Regions from separate parts of the Mus musculus genome. Here region 1 is linked to region 2. A link is a loop called in an ENCODE intact Hi-C map of the cell type or tissue named here. Cell type or tissue: left cerebral cortex. All regions are shown on one strand. Links, peaks and the distances in the headings refer to the core of each region. The heading gives the core; the rest is flanking DNA. Region 1 overlaps Atxn2 (ataxin 2). Region 2 has its middle 4.6 kb from the start of Gm32422.

Evidence for each region. A loop is a pair of places that touch in the nucleus more often than their neighbours do. Peaks named below come from ENCODE experiments on the same cell type or tissue, not always from the same donor. Only the 100,000 strongest peaks of a DNase experiment are listed, where the experiment ranks them.
Region 1: a loop joins it to region 2, with 2.3 times the contacts of the local background. A loop is called at or near these places in 16 of 42 quality-filtered maps.

What each region holds. Positions count from the first base shown.
Region 1 is chr5:121,793,841-121,799,216 of GRCm38, forward strand. Atxn2 (ataxin 2) reads left to right here. Exons shown (of 25, transcript NM_009125.2): 15 at 1,098-1,408; 16 at 2,533-2,596; 17 at 3,383-3,535; 18 at 3,885-3,951. Among named protein-coding and RNA genes, the nearest start is that of Mir7031, 23 kb to the right of the region's middle. In left cerebral cortex, for the core only: a CTCF peak has its summit at 2,136 (motif pointing right); no DNase peak of the experiment used is centred there.
Region 2 is chr5:121,840,085-121,845,460 of GRCm38, forward strand. No RefSeq gene overlaps it. Among named protein-coding and RNA genes, the nearest start is that of Gm32422, 4.6 kb to the left of the region's middle. In left cerebral cortex, for the core only: CTCF peaks have their summits at 1,350 (motif pointing left) and 2,923 (motif pointing left); DNase peaks (open chromatin) are centred at 2,174, 2,814 and 3,513; H3K4me3 peaks cover 708 bases; H3K27ac peaks cover 967 bases.

The sequences.
Region 1 (5,376 bases), core at 161-5,160, 46 kb before region 2:
GTCAAGTTGACAACCAGGAATAGCCACTACAGTATGTATGTAAGTGCACTACATTTATGCCTGTACCCAGAGCCCAAAGAGGACACCAGATCCCTTGAAACTAAAATTTTAGAGATTGTGACCATGCAAGTGCTGGGAACTGAACCTGGGTCCTCTGCAAAAACAGAACGTGCAAATGTCTACTGAGCCATCACTGCAGCCCTAATTTTTAAGTTTAGGAAGTTGTCGTATGGTCATTGTATATTGTCCTAGGTTTCATAAGCACATTCATATAAATGTCGATGATACACTCTGAGCACATTCCATCTCCTGTTCTCTCCCTTTCCCCTTTCTCATGCTGTTGGGATTTTAAAATTAGTTTTTGTTTAGATTAGATGTTGATCTCTTCAGGAGCTATTCCTTCATGGAGGCTGCTTTTTCTTTCTGCGCCACATGGTAGCTTCCCACCTTCCTGTGTCTAGGCAGTCGGAACTGTTGCATCTTGTTCACTGTCAGCCACTGCCTCTGCCTCTCCAATTCTGAAATTGCAGGCATGAGCCACCATCAGTCTAATAGTTAATTCTTTTTTGTTATGCCTTGGGCGACAGGGGCGGGAGGTTGAGACATGGTCTCTCTACATAGCCCTGCTTGCTCTCTGGGAACTCACTATGTAAAAACTAAGGTGGTCTCTAACTCTCAGACGTGCCTCTGTTTCATGAGTGCTGAACATAAAGGTTTGTGCCACCATGTTCAGCCTGGCTAATAACTAGTCTTGGATACTGGTTCCTAAAATTGTGTTGTGTATCATTCTGTTATTTGTGCCTGAAAAATGCATATTCTGAGCCAGGCATGGTGGCCTTTAGTTCCTTCCAGCATTCAGGAGGCGGAGAAAGGCAGATCACAGTGAGTTCAGGACCAGCCTGGTCTACATAGAGAGTTCCAGTACAGCTACACTCAGGTTACACACAGAGACCCTGTTCTGTCTTAACAAACAGACAAGTCCACCAAAAAGGCCATATTCTGAAAATAATGAAAACAGAAAACCTATTCAAAGTATTTTCATTGCCATCACATACTACTTGGCTTATACTTAATGGGAAATTATTTCTTATATTTAGTTACAGCCAAGCTCTACATCTGAATCTATGGATCAACTACTAAGCAAAAATAGAGAAGGAGAAAAGTCACGAGATTTGATTAAAGATAAAACGGAAGCAAGTGCTAAGGATAGTTTCATTGACAGCAGCAGCAGCAGCAGCAACTGTACCAGTGGCAGCAGCAAGACCAACAGCCCTAGCATCTCCCCTTCCATGCTTAGTAATGCAGAGCACAAGAGGGGGCCTGAGGTCACATCCCAAGGGGTGCAGACTTCCAGCCCAGCCTGCAAACAAGAGAAGGATGACAGAGAAGAGAAGAAAGACACAACAGAGTGAGTAACCTGGGTCTCAGCACATGCTCTCTCCGAGTAACCTGCTTTAAGGGGTTTTCTGTTCCATAGTAACTGTTACATAGAGCTGGGGTTAGAAATCTGAGCTGAATCTAGTCATTGGGTTCTTAGCATTCTTCCCATTCTGACTTGTTTGCAGCTGTGGGGGTAAGAAAAGCTACTTCTATGGAGATAAGAGTTTAAATTTGAATGCCCTGTCTCGGGGTTCTGGTTCTGCCTAACCCTGCAGTCTGCAAGGACTATTTGCTGCCCCAGTTGAGGAAATGTTTAGTTGATAAGCACATCTTTATAAACCTTATTTCTGTGCATCTGGCATTTAAAAGCACTTAAATAGATAAACTAGTGGGTTAGCCTCAGACATAATCACCACTCCCTTTTTGTGTTCTGGATAACAAAAAAAAAAACTAATTGTACTTGAACTATTTATTCTTGATTTGCAGAAAAATAATTTTACTAGAGCAATGGTAAACCCAAGGCATGTGATTAAAACATTTTGACACATTTAAAATTGCTGCGTATGCTACAGGTGGTGGAAGGGCTTTGTTAACACAGCACTTGGGCATCTGAGGCTGTTGATCCTAAGTTTGAGGCCAGCCTGGATCCATTGCAAGGCCTAATCTTTAAAAAAAAAAAAAAATTAGAACTACTGTGAACTCATTAAGCATTGGTGTTTTATCTGCCTGTCTGTCTGTACACCACACACTTGCTGTACCTTCAGAGGCCAAAAGAGGGTGTCAGATGCCTGAAACTGTAGTTATAGATAGATGGATTAATAAACCCAGTCCTATGGAGTGGCAGCTGTTTAGCTGTCACTTAACCTCATTAGGCACCCTTTTAAGGGGCTGCGACTTACCAGTTGAAATATTCGGTGATTGCTTTTGAGGGATGTGGTTTCTTTGGTTTTCATTTGTTCTCGTATGGTTAGTTTCTTCATCAGATTAAGCAGCAGAGGTGTGTGTTTCAGTAAAGGAGACTGAGACATGGAGAGTTACTCACATCTGCTCTATGTCAGCAATCCTCTGAAAGCTGACGAGTGTGGCGCAGTTGAGAAAGCCGCAGCCCCATGATGTTTCACTGGCCTGCTTGTTGTTTTCTTTCTTTCTTAGGCAGGTTAGGAAATCGACATTGAATCCCAATGCAAAGGAGTTCAACCCTCGTTCTTTCTCTCAGGTAAGCGCTAGCCTTTTACAGCTGGTCTGAAGAGACGTCACTGCGCTCTTCATGGCTTTCTCCTGAGCTCCCATCTGACTGAGCCCAGTTGTAGGACCCTGAGACAGCCTGGCCTCCAGGCTTGTGGGATGTCCCCAAGCTTGTCAGTCCTGCTGTGCCGCTGTGAGGGACAGCTCAGTGTAAGCTCACAACGACTGAGGCTGTCAGGCCAAAGAAGCCCACTCACTAACTACACAAGAGAGTCCATTTCCTCGGGAAGGCATAGGAGAACATGCCTGTATTCTTAGCAAACAGGAGACCGGGGCAAAAGGGTCATGATTTTGTGGTCAGTTTGGGCCACATAGTGAGATCCCCACCCCAAAACACAAAAATGAAAAGAAAAAAATGGATAGACCTTTTCTGGTTCCTTGTAAAATTATTACAATTTTTATATCTTTTTTTCATTGATAAATATTTTAGCTTGATTAGATATGATACAGTGTTGATACCAAATCTGTGTTTATGCCAGCCCTCTAACACTGAGAAATGTCTGCAGCCTAAGTTTTCCCTTTTTTAACCCCTGGAAACTGAATCAACTTCTTACATGCTAGCCTCTGGATGTTTTGTTTGCCTGTTTGTTTGTTTGTTTGTTTTGCTTTGCTTTATCTTTAGAATAAAAAAATGCTAGTTAAAAACAAATAGGCAGAACAATCAGGGAAGCTGCTTTGAATATTGTTTTCATAGATGCTTTTCATCTTGACAGAGTTGATGTTGAATTCTGTTTTTGTTGTTGTTGTTGTTTTGTAGCCAAAGCCTTCTACTACCCCAACGTCACCTCGGCCTCAAGCACAACCCAGCCCATCTATGGTGGGTCATCAGCAGCCAGCTCCAGTGTACACTCAGCCTGTGTGCTTCGCACCCAATATGATGTATCCCGTCCCAGTGAGCCCGGGCGTACAAGTAAGTTCCATGGGTTACAATTTGCTGGACACCATAGCTTGCATTTAGCACAAGTGTCCTAGGTGGGCACTAAGTGGGACACCTGATAGCAAGTAGTGTTAAGAGTGGGCAGTGGGTAGGGGTGGTGTATTGTATCATTAGCATGTGGATCTAAGTTTTAGGATTAATTTTCAGAAAAAAATGACTTACATTTACTATAGGCCAGAGTTGTTCCTTTTAGTTGTGGGTATTAATTTGAATAGCTCACAGGGAATCAAGAAAACACTGGCCAGATCACATTAAAAGACAGTGATAGAATGAATATATTGTTACCATATGAATCTAATGATGTGTTTTCAATTCCCTCAAGCCTTTATACCCAATACCTATGACGCCCATGCCTGTGAACCAAGCCAAGACATATAGAGCAGGTAAAGGTGAGAATAACCCTGCCTGTGTTTGCTTGTGTCTGCATGCTGCATGAGTTTAGCACCTGTGTGCAATGAATAGTTGGCTTCAGCTTGAATTCACAGGGTATGTGTTCACTTGTGATGGCCAACGTGAGTATTCAAGTGATCACATAGTAATCATGTGAGAGAAAAAAATATAAATAAACTTTGTATGTGGTGTGTGGGTATGTGCATGTGTGCACTCAGTATACATGGAGGTTAAAAGAACACTGTAGGAGTTCCTCCTGGTGGGTTCTAGGATCAACCTCAGGTCATCAGATTTGGCCACAAATACCTTTACCTGATGAGCCATCTTGCCAACCCAATAAATGTCCATCCCCATCCCAGTCACCTACACCTTTACCACCCACACTCCACCCTACCCTACCCCCACACAGAGTCTCTCTCTCTCTTACCTTGTAGCCTTGACTAGCTTGGAACTTACTTTATAGACCAGACTTTTGTGGAATTCCTATAAATCTTCCTGCCCCCCCAAGTGCTGGCACTAAAGGTGTGCCCACTACACTCGGCCTTCTTTTTAAAGATGCATTTTGAGGCTGGAGAATTGGATCATTGGTTAAGAGTGCATGCTGCTCTTGCAGAGGACCCAGGCTTGATATCCAGCTCTCACGTGGTGCCTCACGACTTATCTGTAACTAACTCCAGTCCCAGGGAATCCAGTGCCCTCTTCTGGACTCCATGCATACCAGGCATACACACATGTATCAATATACATGCAGGCAAAACACTCATACACATATAAATATCTGTATTTTTTTTCTATATATGAACATTTTGCTAGCGTGTTTGTACTTGTACTGTATGGACACACGGAAGCCAAAAAAAGGCAGCAGAACCCCTGGGACTGGTATCACAGACAGCTGTGAGCTGCCTTGTACATGCTGGGAACCTGAACTCTGATCCTCTGTAAGAACATCAAGTGCCTTAACTGATAATTCTCTCTAGCCTCTGTTTGGTATTTTTTGCCAAAAGAAATAAATTTTAGAAATTTCAAGCTGAAGTCTAAATTGAAATTTTATCAGAATTTTTTTTTTGTTTGTGGTTTATTTGGAATTGTTTTCAGCCATAGTCTCACTGTGTAACCCTCACTGGTCTGGAACTGGCTATGTAGACCAGGTTAACCTCAAACAGCAATCCTAGAGTTAAAGGCGTGCACCACCACACTGGCCGCTCTTTATTGCTGAGAAGATGCTCCTATAGCCAGGCTGGCCTCATCGGACTTGCTGTGTAGCTAAGGCCTCAGATCAGGTGTTGGCTGTGCTGGAACTGAGTCTAGGTGGCAGTGAGCTGCTATGTGATGCTGCGGACATTTTCCCCAAGTGCTGTGTGCCCTGCGCACAGCTTTACTCAGTGCTCTTGCCCTGCAGCTGTTGTAATCCCCTCTTCCCAGCG
Region 2 (5,376 bases), core at 323-5,322:
TGTATAGACCTGGCTGTCCTGGAACTCACTTTGTAGGCCAGGCTGGCCTCAAACTCAGAAATCTGCCTGCCTCTGCCTCCAGAGTGCTGGGATTAAAGGCGTGTGCCACCATGCCCGGCTAAACCCAGGACTTTTAACAAAAAAAAAAAAAAAAAAAAAAAAAAAAAACAAAAAAAAAACTCTCTTTACTTTTTATTTTGAGGCATGGTCTCATTGGTTTGCCCAGCTAGCCTGAGACTTGGTCAAGGAAGGCATTCAACTCAGCATCCTCCTGCCGCTGCCTTCTGAGTAGCCAAGGTAACAGCTCGTGCTATTAGAGTTGGCTTTGTTACTGGGCTTTTGAGACAAGAACTTTGCTCTGTTGCCCAGGTGGCCTCCGACTTGAGATTCTCCAGCCTCTGCCTTTCCGGTGCTAAGCATTGACAGGTGTGAGCCTCCAGACCCACCCTGTACGTATAATCTTAATGTTAATTAAAACATGCAACTCAAGCTGCCACCATGGCTCACAAGCGTAAAGACAGCACTCTGGAGGCAGAGGCAGGAGGATCACCCTGAGTCCCAGGCCAGCCAGAAGTACATAGTTGAGGCTTTGTGCTGAAAAATAAATTAAATATACAGCTGGTATGCTGGCACACTTATAATATTCCAGCAGTGGGCAGGCAGACACAGGAGGACTTCTTCAGCATGGACATTCCCACTGCTTCATGAAGAGGCCACAGGCCACCAGGCCTGAGCAGATGTGGAAGGACGCCATCTTGGGAGGGGTTAGCCAGACCTTAAGAGTTCCCACCAAAGACAGACCCAATAGCCCCCACTTTTGATTTTTGTTTTCAAAGGGTCTTGTTGTGTGGCCCATGTTGTCCTCAAGCCCATGGTAACCCTCTTGCTTCAGCACCCCAAATATTAGGATGACAGGCATGTGCCACATGCTGGATTTCCAGCTCCTTTTTAAAAATTAGCATTTATGGCCTGGTAGTGGTGGTGGCACATGCCTTTAATCCCAGCACTCAGGAGGCAGAAGCGGGCAGATCTCTGAGTTTGAGGCCAGCCTGGTCTACAAAGTGAGTTCCAGGACAGCCAGAGCTACACAGAGAAACCTGTCTCAAACAGAAGTATTTATGAAGAGAAAAAAATAGAAATTACATATGTATGAAATTTTCAAAAAAATAAATTTAAAATATTAAGAAGATCTTTATGGGGATGGAGAGATGGCTCAGTAGTTAAGAGTGCTGGCTGCTCTTGCAGAGGACCTGGGTTAGGTTCCCAGTACCCACATGGCTGCTTACAACCTGTAACTACATTTCCAGGTGATCCAACGCCCTCTTCTGGCCTCTGCAGGTACACACATGCAAATACTCAGACCCATGACATTAAAATCTTTAAAAATAAGATTTCTCTGTTTTATTTTGGGTTGGTAAGATGACTCAGCAGGTGAGGGTGCTTGGTGTCAAGTCTGGTGACCTGAGTTCCATCTCTGGGACCCACATAAGGGGAGGGACAATCGACTCTTATATGTTGTCCCCTGACCTCCACACAGGTGCCATGACCCTGACCGGAAGGAAACTCCTGATCCTCCTGCCTCAGCCTCCCCAACTGCTAGCGTTACAGGAAACATCCAGCGGCCAAGCCTGGATTCCGTTTGAGACTCCACCCTACTTCATGACCTTGAGTCGCAATTCAGGAAAACTTTATCTGAATTTCCAAGACCTTGTGACAGTGAAGGAGACTGTTGCCTATGAAACGACTGACCCCGGGTTGGGGGTGCGGGGAAGGGGGCAGTTTGTTACACAGCAATTGCTAGCTAATACAGAGCTTAAGAAGGTTCTATGGTGTTTATCTAATCTGCTCCCCATACTTGGATTCAGCAATGGCTGAAAGAGGCTCAGAGGGCAGCTTTGGCCTTGGCGTAGCTTACGCACATCTGCTGGAGCTTCTGTACTCAGAACTCCCAAGAAGGACTCCTGTGGATCTGATCTGCTGAGCTAAGGAGCCAGGCTTCATCTATCCCCGCTGCTTCCTCTCTGGGGCTAGGGTTCCCTTTTCTGTGCTCTCCGTGGCCCTTCCACGTGAAGTCTGCCACAAGTCCCTGCTCAGTACATGTATAGTCAGGTGTCATGCCGCGACTCTGTGCGCCCAGCCAAGGCCATGCCTGCTGTGAAGGAAGGGGCTGTTTGTTTATTTGCCCTACATTTATGAAGAAACAGGCCCAGAGCCAAGGTCACAGAGATACAGAGGGCCTGAAGCAGTCACTCTGCCCGGGGGCTCTCTCATCTACTGTACCCAGCGCTGGAAATAAAGGACAGCGATAGGAGAATAATTAATGATTATTAAGTGTTTGTGTTGGCTTTGAGGCTGACCTAGGCTGTCCTGGAACTCACTAAGTAGCGCAGGATGGCTGTGAACTTGAAGCCTTCTGCCTGAGTGCTGGGTTTATATGTGTGGGCCACCTCGCGTGGGTCCTGCAGAAACAATTTGGAGGGTTTTCCACGGGCTCACAACTTGCTTGGCCAACAGTATGCAGGGGAAGGGGGCTGCTCTATTCCACTTGATGGAGGAAGAAACTGAGGCACAGAGACGCAGGAACCCTCGCCAAGACCGCAAAGCGGTGGACTGGCCAACAGGAACCTGCACCCACTGCCCATGCCCCACCCCCGTGGGTCCTGGTCTTGGCTTCAGCCCAGTCCTGGGCAGCACCCGGCGCAGGGAAGTGCAGCCGCCCTCTCTTCCGCCGGCCCTGGGAATCTGGTTTCTGGGGAAGTGACTCAGTGCCCCGAGGCCCCTCGAGGCTCGTCCACTTCCAATCCCGGTAATTAAAGGACCCTAATTGCTCCGCAGCTCGGAGACTCCGGTCCTCTCCCGGATCCACGCGCGCTTCCTGGGCGGGTGCCTGACGACTGCAGCGGGCACGAGGCTCGCGCGCCCTCTGCTGGTCATGGGCGGCAGCGCAACTGCAACCTGCCGCCCTGAGAGACCCGGTCCCCTCCGGCTTCAGCGCCACCAAAGGTGGAAAACCTGGGTTTCAAGAGGGTTCTCTCCCTCAGAAGGCGCTCTTCCAAACAAACAAACAAACAAACAAACAAACAATCAATCATTTATCTGGTTCCCCATTCACCCCCCTTTCTTTGGAGGGAAGACTGAGGGGAGGAGGAAGATATTGGGGACGGGATCCCAGGGCTTGGCGCACCGGCTTGGCAACCCAGTCGGCCTCTGAGCCACGCCCCCAGCGACTTAGTATCTTCTAGCTTTCATTTCCTCATCGTAAAGCCAGGATAAGAAAGAACTCCAAGCTGGGCATGGAGGCTTACATCAATGCACTCAGGAGGCAGAGGCAGGTGGCTATCTATGTGCCAGCCAGAGCTCCCTATTACCTCAGACTCATCAAGTACTTGCCAAGCAGCCATGCCCTGGCTAAGGAACTCATCTCATTCTCCCATTGCTTCTCCCTTCCTCCTGTGTGGTCAACTCCTACGCACCCTTCAAAACCACCTGAAACGTGACCTCCGCCTAAAGACAGCCCTAGTTCCCGGGAGGGGTGTAGCTTTCTGTGACAGAAAGTGGTCGTGACTTGTAAGCAATACTCATTCCCTTGCCTGAATTCCAGGACAGATGGAGCTGGCATTCTACTCTCTCGGATAAGGCTGGCTGGTGTTGCAGAGTCACACGTGGCCCTTGCGTTCATCTGCTTCCCCATAAGCGATCATCCATGCTGTAAAGCAATGGGTAGCGCTGGCTGCAATCCTTTTGACAGCTGAGAAACATTCCATTGTGTGGAGGTACCACACCCAAGTTGAAGCCTGGGGGGTGGGGGGTGGGGGGGTGCTAAAGCACTCACTCACCTTGTATGGATGGGGCCTTGGGCTCCCCCTCAGAGTTGCAGGAACAAAGCACTCTGGAGACCATGAATCATTGAGGCAAAATGGCAGGCAGGTCTGAGTTGGAAGTTGGTGACTCTAAATTCCAGGCTGGTGAAAGCAGCCTTGGGGAGGAAGGGGAGGTGGGGAGGGGCAGGTCTGCAACTTCCCTAAGCCTCAATCCCCTCATCTGTAAAATGAGGGAGAGACCAGCACCCCACTGCCCTAGTCAGGGCCACCGCTGCTACCATGCAACCCCAGGACCAGAAGTGAGCTGAGGAGGAAAGGGTTTATCTGGCTTACACTTGCACATCCCAATCCACCACTGGAGGAGGTCTTCAGGTCCCTATACGTCTGTTTTGTGATGGCTCCCCGCGTGCATCAGAAGAGGGCTCCTGAAGTGGAGGGCTCTGGTCTTTCCTGTCCCAGGCCAGTGGAGAGCGATGGAGAATCATACCAGTTCCTTGTTAAGGGGCAGCTCCCAGGGAAGACTTTGTGGCTGGCCAGCCCCATGGTTCCTTCTGTCCCCAGCTCCTGAATGCTGGGACCACAGATGTAAATCGGGGTGCCTGGCTAGTTCTGCGGACTCTGCTTCTGAACTCAGGTCGGCATGCTTGCATGGCAAGCGACCATCTCCCCGGCCCGATCCGTGTGGAGTTTTAAAATATGCTTTCTTTTCTGTTGTGTTTCCCACAATACACACACACACACACACACACACACACACACACCTGGAATTCCTAGGACAACTGTGGGAAGCTGATTTTTTCCTTGCACCTCATGGATCCTGGGGAGCCAACTCAAGCAGTGAGTCTCAGGGGCAAGCGTCTTCACCTATGGAGCCATCTCATCGGCCCATCATGGAGAGGTGCTTTTTTTTTTTTTTTTTTAAAGAATTATTTACTGAGCTGGAGAGATGGCTCAGCAGTTAAGAGCACTGACAGCTACAGTGTACTTACATATAATAATAAATAAATCTAAAAAAAAAGAATTATTTACTTATTTTAGGAATATGAGTACACTGTAGCTGTCTTCAGACATACCTGAAGAGGGCATCAGATCCCATTATAGGTGGTTGTGAGCCACCACGTGGTTGCTGGGAATTGAACTCAGGACCTCTGGAAGAGCAGTCAGTGCTCTTAACGGCTGAGCCACCTCTCCAGCCCTCCCATCCCCCCCCCCCCCATTTTTGTTCTTTTCGGTTTTTTTGAGACAGGGTTTCTCTGTATAGCCCTGGCTGTCCTGGAACTCACTTTGTAGACCAGGGTGGCCTCGAACTCAGAAATCTGCCTGCTTCTGCCTCCCGAGTACTGGGATTAAAGACGTGCGCCACCACGCCCGGCCCATCCCCCTTTTTCTAGAAACTTATTTTCTGAGTACCTGGGACAGTAGGATGCATTCTAAATGCTCCCGGGACAGGAAGGAAGGAGGGAAGGAGGGGGGGGGAGGGAGGGAGGGAGGGAGGGAGGGAGGAAGGAAGGAAGGAAGGAAGGAAGGAAGGAAGGAAGGAAGGAAGGAAGTGAAC